2 separate regions of the Homo sapiens genome follow, and region 2 is linked to region 1. Evidence: chromatin contacts called from ENCODE Hi-C data. All regions are on one chromosome and are shown on one strand. Each heading gives the region's core, a stretch centred on a gene start or an enhancer-like site at or near the end of the contact. The rest is flanking DNA. Distances are from core to core; before and after follow the strand shown.

Region 1 (5,467 bases), core at 2,518-5,017:
GTTTGAGACAACTTCAAATCTCCATACATTCTGGATGGAATATCCTGAGATTGCCACAAAAGCACTGAAAAGCCTGCTTCCATTTCCAGCATCCTATATTTGTGAAGCAGGGTTTTCTGCAGTGACAGCAACCAAAACTAGATTATGGAGTAAACTGGACATAAGCAACACACTTCGGGTGTCACTGTCTCCCATCACCCCCAGATGGGAACCGGCTAGTTGCGGGAAAACAAGCTCAAGCCTTCCACTGATTCTACGTTACGGTGAGTTGTATAATTATTATATTTCATTGAATATTATGATGCAATAATAATAGAAATAAAGTGCACATTAAATGTAATGCACTTGAATCATCCTGAAACTACATCCTGGTCTGTGGAAAAATTGTTTTTCACAAAATAGGTCTCTTGTGCCAGAAAAGTTGGGCACTGCTGGTAAACTATTATTTAAAAACAATGTAGGCAAAAACTATCTACCAAAATTGTAAATTCCTAAAGTAACAGTTTTCATAAGTTATGGTCTTTATTCCTTCAGGAGTTCATCTTTTACTGTTTTAAGATTTGGATGACTCTGAAACAGTGGTGCCATCTCAGCTAACAACAGCAGCATCTGCCTTCTGGGTTCAAGCAATTCTCCTGCTTCAGCCTCCCAAGTAGCTGGGACTACAGGCATGCGCCACCACACACGGGGTTTCAATTTGTTAGCCATGCTGGTCTTGAGCTCCTGACCTCAAGTGATCCGCCTGCCTCAGCCCCCCCACAGTGCAGGGATTACAGGCACGAGCCACTGTGCCCAGCCCATTTTCCCCTTTCTTTATTATCAATAGGCAAATCCTGACATTTGAATTTTTTTTGTAATAACAAGGTTAATAGCTTTCTACTGTCCTCTTTCATTTTTTTAATGTCATTTATCACTATCTAACATGCCATATACCACTCTTATTTGTTTATTGTCTGCTTCTTCCCACTAGAATGTAAGCATCATGAGGGCAGAGGTTTTTGTCTGTTGTTTACAGCCATATTGCCAGCACCAGGCATAGGATTCATATAATTGGATAAACTGAGCACTTACTGTGTACCAGGCATGTATACATGTTTACATGTAGAATCTTATTTAATTTTCACTACAACAGAAAGATGTTTTATTATTCCCATTTTAAGATAATAAAACTGATTACATTTTTTTAAAAGGTTAAGTAACTTAGCCAAAGTCACATAACTGAATGGTTACAGGGTAAGTGATAGATCAGACTAGTTTACCCTCAAACCTTAGCCCATCTATTTACCTTTGTTACAGTATCCAAACTACTTAACCTAAGATTCAGCACATTCCATAGTATCATTTCATAGTACCAAAGACCCTCAACCTATCTTACCTCTCACTATTTTCTATCTAAAACTGCCTGCTTCTCTCAAACTAACTGGCCCACTCCCTGTCTCTTGAAGCTTATGTTCCCTCTGGATTTTGCTCAAATAAACTCCCTACAGAAATCTTTTTTTTTTTCCTTTCCAACTTTTATTTTAGGTTCAAGGGATACGCGTGGAGGTTTGTTATGTGGGTAAATTGTTAGTCTTGGGGGTTTGGTGTATAGATAATTTTGTCACCCAAGTCATCAGCATAATACCTGATAGGTAGCTTTTTAGTCCTCACCCTCCTCCCACCCTCCATCCTTAAAAAAGACCTGATGTCTAATGTTCCCTTCTTTTGTGTCCATGTGTACTCAATGTGTAGCTCCCACTTATAAGTGAGAACTTGTGGTATTTGGTTTTCTGTTCCAGCCTTAATTTGCTTAGGATACTAACTAGTCTTTGGCTCTGAGGTTCAGTGCAACTTCCAATTCTTTCCTAAATCTTTCCTGAATACTTGAGGATACAGTGAGGAATTCCTCTTAACTTCTTCAGCGTTTACCATATGGTTTTGGAGGCTTTTGGTCACGTAATGCCTCATATTAACTATGTCCCACCCCATTTATCTTGCTTGGCACACAAAGGCTCAATAAATGGAAGCCATTGTAATTTTCTTCCATTCCCATCTGAGTGAGGGCACTAAAAGCAGTAACTTAGGGGTATATGATCTCTCTCTCTGTAAAACATTCGTCTAACCCAACATCTTTAAAAAGCTAACATTCTACTTTTGGGAGGCCGAGGCGGGCAGATCACTAGGTCACGAGTTTGAGACCATCCTGACCAACATGGTGAAATCCCGTCTCCACTAAAAATACAAACATTAGCCAGGTGTGGTGGTGCCCGCCTGTAGTCCCAGCTACTTGGGAGGCTGAGGCAGGAGAATCGCTTGAACCCGGGAGGTGGAGGTTGCAGTGAACCAAGATCGTGCCATTGCATTCCAGCTTAGGCAAGACTCCGTCTCAAAAAAAAAAAAAAAAAAGCAAAGTTAACATTCTAGGCCAGGCGCGGTGGCTCACGCCTGTAACCCAGCACTTTGGGAGGCCGAGGCAGATGGATCACCTAAGGTCAGGAGTTTGAGACCAGTCTGACCAACATGGTGAAACCCCATCTCTGCTAAAATACAAAAATTAGCCGGGTGTGGTGGTGGGCGCCTGTAATCTCAGCTACTCAGGAGGCTGAGGCAGGAGAACAGCTTGAACCCAGGAGGCGGAGGTTGCTGAGCCGAGATTGCGCCAGTGCACTACAGCCTGGGCAACAAGAGTGAAACTCCATCTCAACAACAACAAAAAAGCTAACATTCTAGTTCAAAGAAAGCAACACATAGATGATGTAAATTACACATAAAAAACCATTCACTGAGGTTAAATGAAAATGTCTGCTGGAGTGTGCCAAGGGGACCTGAAAGGGCCTCCTCTGAGAGGGCATCGTGGGAGGGCTTCAAGGAGGGCGGGAGGGTGGCAGGGAGGCAGGGATGTCGCGCCTCGTCTGGTTCCTAATGTCTGAAGTTCTTTTGGTTCCCTGTTGTCTTTCACACCGCCGCCTCGGGCTCGCTTTTGCGCAGGGCCACGTGGCAAAGTTTTAGTTTAACCGCACGTCGGGCCCACTGTAAACGGTTAATAACCGCCTTCGTGGACCAGGCCTCTGCCCTCCATCTTTGTGCGGGCGGGAGGTGGGGCGGGGACGCCAGGTGTAGCGGACAAGCGGAGAGGCGGCGGGTAGATCCGGGCCCCCAACCCCAACAGTCAAGTTTTCAAAAAGCCCGCGCGTGGCGCCCCAGACCGCATCCGTTGGGAATGGCCCCCAGCGCGCCCCCTGCTCTCTCCCCGGCAAAGCCCTGGGCGGGAGAAGGCGCGGGGGTGGTAGGCCGGCTCTGCACGCCGGGGGCGCCGGGGCAAGCGCGCACCGGGGAGCGCGCCCGTCCAACAGCTGCCGAAAACGGAAGTGGGTGCGAGGGGATCACGGTGATTGGCTGAACTCAGATGTCTCTCAAGGGGCTGGCGCGAACGCCACTGCGGAGTTGGGCGAGGGGATGAGTAAAGGGGAGGGGGAGAAACACTGGGAACAGCCGCGGTGCTAGGAGGAAATGAATCGCGGTGGTGCGCGGAGGGCAGGGAGGGACCCATGTCAAGGGACAGTGGGGCGCTCGGGAATGAAAGTGGGCTGGCAGAAGCGGAAGCGGGAGCGGCACAGGCCGCGGGCTTGAATAGACCGCGGAGGGCGGGGAGTCCGTGATCTAGAGCGGCGCTGCGGCGCGGTAGGCGGGATTAAGGGGAGCGAGGCGGGGATTGGCTGGTAGCCCTAGGCTGCCGTACGTCGGCGGTGACGCACGCCTCGGGGAGGGTGCGCGCGCGTTCAGCGGCCTCTTTGTGTGGTGCCCAGATAGGGGAGCGGAGGTGGCGGCGGCGGCGGTAGCGGTGGCCTTGGTTGTCTTCCAGTCTCCTCGGCTCGCCCTTTAGCCGGCACCGCTCCCCTTCCCTCCCCCTTCCTCTCTTCCTTCCTTCCCTCCCCTTCCCTTTTTCCCTTCCCCGTCGGTGAGCGGCGGGGGTGGCTCCAGCAACGGCTGGGCCCAAGCTGTGTAGAGGCCTTAACCAACGATAACGGCGGCGACGGCGAAACCTCGGAGCTCGCAGGGCGGGGGCAAGGCCCGGGCCTTGGAGATGGAGAATTCTCAGTTGTGTAAGCTGTTCATCGGCGGCCTCAATGTGCAGACGAGTGAGTCGGGCCTGCGCGGCCACTTTGAGGCCTTTGGGACTCTGACGGACTGCGTGGTGGTGGTGAATCCCCAGACCAAGCGCTCCCGTTGCTTTGGCTTCGTGACCTACTCCAATGTGGAGGAGGCGGACGCCGCCATGGCCGCCTCGCCCCATGCCGTGGACGGCAACACTGTGGAGCTGAAGCGGGCGGTGTCCCGGGAGGATTCGGCGCGGCCCGGTGCCCACGCCAAGGTTAAGAAGCTCTTTGTCGGAGGCCTTAAAGGAGACGTGGCTGAGGGCGACCTGATCGAGCACTTCTCGCAGTTTGGCACCGTGGAAAAGGCCGAGATTATTGCCGACAAGCAGTCCGGCAAGAAGCGTGGATTCGGCTTCGTGTATTTCCAGAATCACGACGCGGCAGACAAGGCCGCGGTGGTCAAGTTCCATCCGATTCAGGGCCATCGCGTGGAGGTGAAGAAAGCAGTCCCCAAGGAGGATATCTACTCCGGTGGGGGTGGAGGCGGCTCCCGATCCTCCCGGGGCGGCCGAGGCGGCCGGGGGCGCGGCGGTGGTCGAGACCAGAACGGCCTTTCCAAGGGCGGCGGCGGCGGTTACAACAGCTACGGTGGTTACGGCGGCGGCGGAGGCGGCGGCTACAATGCCTACGGAGGCGGCGGCGGCGGTTCGTCCTACGGTGGGAGCGACTACGGTAACGGCTTCGGCGGCTTCGGCAGCTACAGCCAGCATCAGTCCTCCTATGGGCCCATGAAGAGCGGCGGCGGCGGCGGCGGTGGAGGCAGTAGCTGGGGCGGTCGCAGTAATAGTGGACCTTACAGAGGCGGCTATGGCGGTGGGGGTGGCTATGGAGGCAGCTCCTTCTAAAAGAAAATTTAAAATGCCTGGGAGTGGCTATAGGGGTAGCTCTTTCCAACAGCCCAAGTGGGGTCAACTCCTAAGCCCCACCCCCTCACACACACCGCCTTCCCTGTTTTGCCCTTGGGGGAGCCACTTCTAAGGCTGCTTACCCTTGGGGGTGTTCCTCTATTTGCCTGCCACCTCTCTTGTCTCTCCCTCTGAAGATGGACTCGGCCCCACATACACATTTTTGTGTTACAGTCATTGATGGACTCTATTTTTTTATTATTACTTGGACCTTGGTCGTTTTTATACTAGCAAAATGTCTTGTTTTAATTTGTGTTTTTTGGGGGGAGGGAGGGAGTGAACTTGCTGATTCTGTAGCAAAACCTGGGTGGGGGTTGGGGTGGGGGGTAGTTTACTTTGTTGTAAGGACTTGATAACCTGGCTACAGCGTTTTCTATGAAATCTACTTGGATCCCATGCCTGAAATTTGGAAGCATATGTACAAAA
Region 2 (5,775 bases), core at 1,856-4,355, 6.4 Mb before region 1:
GTTCTTGCTTGGCTTCTCAATTGGAGCAGAAATTCAAAGGGGAAAATTTAAATAAATACGTTAATTGCTTTCAGAGACAGAAGTAGAATTTGAATAATATCTATATCTAATAATTCATTCCTAAACAGGCAAATTTTTTAAATTTTAAGTTCAGGGGTACAGGTGCAGGTTTGTTACATAGATAAACTTGTATCATGGGGGTTTGTTGTACAGATTATTTCATCACCCAGGTATTAAGCCTAGTATCTATTAGTTATTTTTCCTGATTCTCTCCCTCCTCCCTCCAATATGCCCCACTGTGTGTTGCTCCCCTCTATGTGTCCATGTGTTCTCATTATTTAGCTCATACTTATAAGGAGAATATGTGGTATCTGGTTTTCTGTTCCTGCATTAGTTTGCTAAGGATAATGTCCTGCAGCTCCATCTATGTCCCTGCAAAGGACATTACCTCATTCTACTTTTTATGGCTGTATAATATTTCATGGTGTATATGTGTCACATTTTCTTTATCCAGTCTATGATGGATGGACATTTAAGTTGCTTCCATGTCTTTGCTACTGTGAATAGTGCTGCAATGAACATACACATGCATGCGTAGTTATGATAGACTGATTTATATCCTTTTGGGTGTATTCCCAGTAATGGGATTGCTGGGTCGAATGGTATTTCTGTCTTTAGGTCTTTGAGGATTCGCCACACTGTCCTCCATAATGGCTGAACTAATTTACACTCTCACTAACAGTGTATACGCATTCCTTTTTCTCTAAAACCTCGCCAGCATCTAAATCAGCAATTTTTAATGCTCATATTCTTGTAGCTCATTCAAATTTGAAAGGGATATCCTTTTTGATTCAGAAGAAATAGAAACATCAGAAAAAAACAAAAGAGACTAGAATTTTTTTAACCATAAGATTAATTAAATAGATAATGATGGATTATTGCATCTTATTGATGACTCGAAACACAGCTTCATGGATAATGTAGCTTAAAGAAAGTACAATCACAAAGTTTATCAACTGAATTAGGATATTTTTGAGAGTAAAAGGGAGCAACATTAATAATTATGCTGAGGGTAAGTAAAAATAGGCAGAAAATGGGACAATGGAATTGTCTCCAGCAAATCATAATATGTGGTCATTCTACCTGAAGTTGTGCAGATGATACCTAAACCAATAAATGCTAAAATGATTGATGAAAGGTGGTGAACACTTGAATGAGCAATTTCAGAAATTCAAAAATATAGTTAGAAAGCACAAAAATCTAGTGTTCAGTGGCAAAATAGGGTAGCTATAGTTAACAATAATTTATTGTATAGTTCAAAATAACTAGGAGTAGATTTATAATTTTCTCTACACAAAGCAATGACAAATGTCTGAGGCGACAGATATATCTCAATTACCCAGATTTCATTATTACACATTGTATGCTTGTATCAAAATGTCACATTTATCTCATAAATATGTACAACTATGATGTATCCACAAAAATAAAACAAATAAATTCGCTAATGGGTAAAAACCTCAAAGGGCAGCTGCCTGTTGGTCTCTAGAGTACAATCCTAGGTTTTTTGGTTGGGTCTTACATCCTTTTGTTGTTGCTATTTTTGTTTGGAGGGGAGTGCGTTTTCTGTTTGTTTTATTGGGGTGGGGGGTGTTGAGAGAAAAGTTTTAAGTGAAATTTTATTGTTCCTTTGGAAACTAGTCCCCAACAATGGTCTGGCTTCTTTTGTGAGGGCCTCAGGATTTTGATCCCAGAATATAATGCAGTGGCTCATGATAAATTTTATTGCTATAAACCCTGAAGAAAGTTCTGCTCATTAGTTAATAGCATCTTATTTCGAGTCACAATATTCGGGATTCCACCATCTTGGGAAAGTGATTTAACACAGGAGCCAAAGCAATCATTTTCAAAAGAAAACAATTTAAACATCACTCATCAGTTCACAATCTTCACTTCTTTTAGAACCAACACACAAATCCCACAGGATATTTCCTGGCCCCTTCCTGTTATTCCAGCCTCAACTCCTATGTGGCTCCCCTCACTTGCTGTTCCAGTCACTCAGGTTCCACTTAGAAGAGTGGTTGACAAATTCAGCTAATGTTGCCCCCACCGCCCCCAAGGACATTTGGATTTGGCAATGTCTGGAGAGATTTTTAGCTGTCACAACTTGGTGGTGATGGTGGTGGTGGTTGGTTGGGGGGAGTACTGGCATCTAATGGCTAGAGATTAGGGATGCTACTGCTAAGCATCATGCACAGGGCAGCCCCCAATAAAGAAACATCCTGACTCAAAATGTTAATAATGCTGAAGTTCAGAGCTCGATTTTCATCTTTCCTCAGACCATGCTTCCCAGATCTTGCACACATTGTTCTCTTTGCCTAAAATATTCAGGCTATTTTCCCTTATCCTCCTTTCCCGTTGCCCTTTCTTCTCTTTTCTGGTCTTCTCTAACTCCCACTCACCCTTTGATAACCCTCTTATAGTGGCTTTACAGACTCTTCTTCCCAGATGAATGTTACTCTTTCAAAGAATTATGGAACACTAAAGAATATTAGTAGCAATTTCACATGCATTTGTATGTGTTCGATTACCCCTCTCCACCACCAACTCCAGGTGGGTAGATGTCACCTAGCTTATATTTACCACAGTATCCCCAGCAGCTAGCACAGAATGAATGAATACTTAATAGCTTCACTTACAAAAGGGAAATAGGGTAACCATCTCATTAGGTTGTAAAGATTAAATAATACATACAAACACTTTAGCACAGTGCTTGAATCACAGTAAATGCTGACACCGAGGCATTGTAGGCATTGTAGTTTGTGGACAGGAGAGGGGACTCCGTCTGTCTCATTTTAGCGCCTCCCAGTCTTCCTCCATCACCTAGGTCTGAGAAACTCCTCCTCCTACCTACGAGTAAGCAGCAATTGCTACGCCTGCGCTTTCCTGGTTCCACCCCTAACCAGGCTGCCGGAAGCACTTTCCTCTTTGGCACGGGCCAGCCGCAGGTTGGGTAGATACTGCGCAAGCTCCATACTCGTGTCTCCTCCTCCCGCCCACCGGTGCCCAACCTGCTAACACGCCTGCGCGAGCGGGCGTGCCCCGGAAGCCGTTCTTTGGCCCTGTGACACGTAGCAACGGGGCTGGTTCAGGGTCTGAAACAGAGTTTGGGGGTTGTTTGGGATTAGTGAAGCTACTGCCTTTGCCGCCAGCGCAGCCTCAGAGTTTGGTGAGTGACCCAGGCCCGTGGCACAGTGTTCAGCTTCTCTCCACACCCGTGCAAATGGGCTTGTTGCCGTCTTTCGGCGCCGCGCCCTGGTCCTTTCGCTCAGACCCTCGCTCTCATTCAAGCCCTTGCCCTGACGCGGTCCCCTGCACCTCAGGCGCGACCTTCCAGATTCTGCACTTTTTCCTGGCAGGCCGCAGGCCTTATTTTGCAAGGAAGCAGTCGCCTTGTCAGCTGTAAAGCCCAGTCCTAAGGTGAAAAATCATCTTTGTTGTTATTGATATTTTAGACCGCTTATGGAACCACAACTCCCACGACCTCGCCCCTAATGGAAGGCATATCAGCTCTTTAAGGTGGAGTTGTCTTACTGGGCCGCAACTTAAAAGAATATACATTTTCTTACTCTCTCTCCGCTACCGTCGTTCAAATGCTGCGTACTTTCCGCCCCCATCCCCTCTCCGAATTACTGAAAAAATATTTGTTGTGTTTCTATTTGCTTAAGCAGACTGCCAGGAACGAATTCAGTAGAACCTTGGGCATAAGGAATATTTGCCATTTCTCTTTTATTACAGATTATTTGCAATGTCAGGCTTTGAAAACTTAAACACGGATTTCTACCAGACAAGTTACAGCATCGATGATCAGTCACAGCAGTCCTATGATTATGGAGGAAGTGGAGGACCCTATAGCAAGTAACTTTTCATCTTTGGCAATTAATTTAGTCTACATTGCAGTGAAAACACATATTTAGAATATTTGGTTCTGCCTAAAACAATATGTGAACATGTCCTTTATCAGGAGTATGATCTTTCATGCATAATCTTCTTCCTCTAGAGAGATATGTGACACTGGCTTGGCTTCGAAGGTATTGTTCTATTTAAGAGTTGAGTGTCTTCTGCAAACTCTTCAGGTGTACCATGAATGGAAAAGTAGCTTGTTTGAAGAACTGTTTTCTAGTAACAGTATTTCTGTATTTAGAAGATGATGGGAGCTTCAGGTACCTAGGAGATAGGCTGTTAGTTCATAGGACCAGTGAAAAATTAAAGTATTTTGTTAGTAGTTAAATCAGTCCAACTCTGAGACTTTTATCAGTGCTAATTGAAAGTGCTTAGTGACATTATTTAATGATGTAAGCTCCTTATTACGAATCATCAGGCGATTTTCATACAGCAGTTGATAATCATTTTTATTACTCCTCCTTCTCAAACCCTTATGGTCAGTGCCACACGTGTTATAAGTTGCATACTGAGGAGGTTGACTCAAAGCCGTTAGCCTCTGAACATTTTTTTTTAAATGATCTTTTTATAGTACCTGGTGTTTGTGACAAAAATACATGAACTGAAGGCTTTCTAGCAATCTCACCTAAAACATCATCTCCTTAGTTTCTTAGGACCCTAGAGATAATCTTATCAGCTTCCTGTCAAATAAAGGAGCTTCCTATACTAGGATTGCTTAAACTTTTTTAGATGGTTCTGGATCTCTTTGAGAATCCTATTACAACTGGGCCTCTTTCCCATAAATACATGCATTCACTCAAACACCCAAATAAATGTGCATATATAACTTCAGACAATTCATGTGTTAAATGATGTTCATCATGGATCCCGAATTTGAAACCTCATAAAGACTGTTCCACGATGAGGGCAGGGGAAGGTTATGTATCTGTCAGTTTGTGAGAAACATGCAATACAGGAATGTGTTTGGATTAGAGTGCCCAAGAATTTAAAAAACAAAACAAAATTCAAATTCACTGTGGCTCTGTAATAGTGTCTGTCTTGGTTAGGCTATCCTTTCTAAAACATATAGTCTCTTTGAGTCTGCTTAATTTGGTATATTTTAAGGCTTTGTTTTCCCCTCTAAAACTTAACACATTTGAACAATGGGAGTGAGCATGTCAAAATACCCCGTGATTCATTTCTCTTTTCTGTTACTTAATTACATACCAATGAGGATTTATCTCTTTTGATAAATTAATGGGCAGAGTTGGAAAATTTGTATTGAGGTATTTCCATTCATTTATTTACCTAAATATGTATTTTTGGTGATTGCTCTGTGTATAGGAGAGCCAGAGTCCATCTAATAAATCCTTGCCTAAAGCAGCAACACAGCTTCGGAGAACCTGTCTCTCTATGCAGGCCTGTTTTTATCCGAATGGTTTTTATGATTAGAACTCAACAGAGCTATTCCATTTAGATTGCAGCCTACGAGATTTATCTGCCTCTGCTTTTCTTTTCTTTTCTGTCCTGTCCACGTTTGCATCACTTAAAAGGTGTGACTTACAGTCTCATTCCCTTTAACAGTCATTTCAGTTCTCCACACAGCAATTTAGATATTCTAAACAACTTGTTGCTGGTTAGCACCTGTTGCCAACTGTTCTCACAGTTTCATTCCAACCAAATCATGTACCAGTAAGCATTGCTTCAGTACTAGTGATGAAGTTTTATTCTGGGTGATTATATAACCATTATTGCTATAAACTTGGGTTTATAGATGATGCCTGGGAAAACAAGAAGCCTAATGTATTAACAGTAATAAATTTGAGTTTCTGA

What was found. A loop is a pair of places that touch in the nucleus more often than their neighbours do. Pooled maps may share reads with other maps.
Region 2: a map of CD8-positive, alpha-beta T cell shows a loop between it and region 1 (16-fold over the local background). The contact joins the promoter of YIPF5 here to the promoter of HNRNPA0 in region 1. A Hi-C loop is called at or near these places in 3 of 168 maps with a recorded cell type or tissue (CD8-positive, alpha-beta T cell and naive thymus-derived CD4-positive, alpha-beta T cell) and 5 of 50 pooled maps.

The regions. Positions count from the first base shown.
Region 1 is chr5:137,752,663-137,758,129 of GRCh38, reverse strand. It overlaps HNRNPA0 (heterogeneous nuclear ribonucleoprotein A0), which reads left to right and starts at 3,767. Exons shown (of 1, transcript NM_006805.4): 1 at 3,767-5,467. The coding sequence starts at 4,064. The coding sequence ends at 4,981. RefSeq lists a silencer at 3,048-3,407 and enhancers at 3,035-3,726, 3,988-4,337, 4,848-5,007, 4,417-5,108.
Region 2 is chr5:144,167,989-144,173,763 of GRCh38, reverse strand. YIPF5 (Yip1 domain family member 5) reads left to right here and starts at 3,105. Exons shown (of 6, transcript NM_030799.9): 1 at 3,105-3,229; 2 at 3,799-3,918. The coding sequence starts at 3,809. It overlaps KCTD16 (potassium channel tetramerization domain containing 16), which reads right to left and starts at 2,891. Exons shown (of 4, transcript NM_020768.4): 1 at 2,755-2,891. RefSeq lists an enhancer at 2,964-3,243.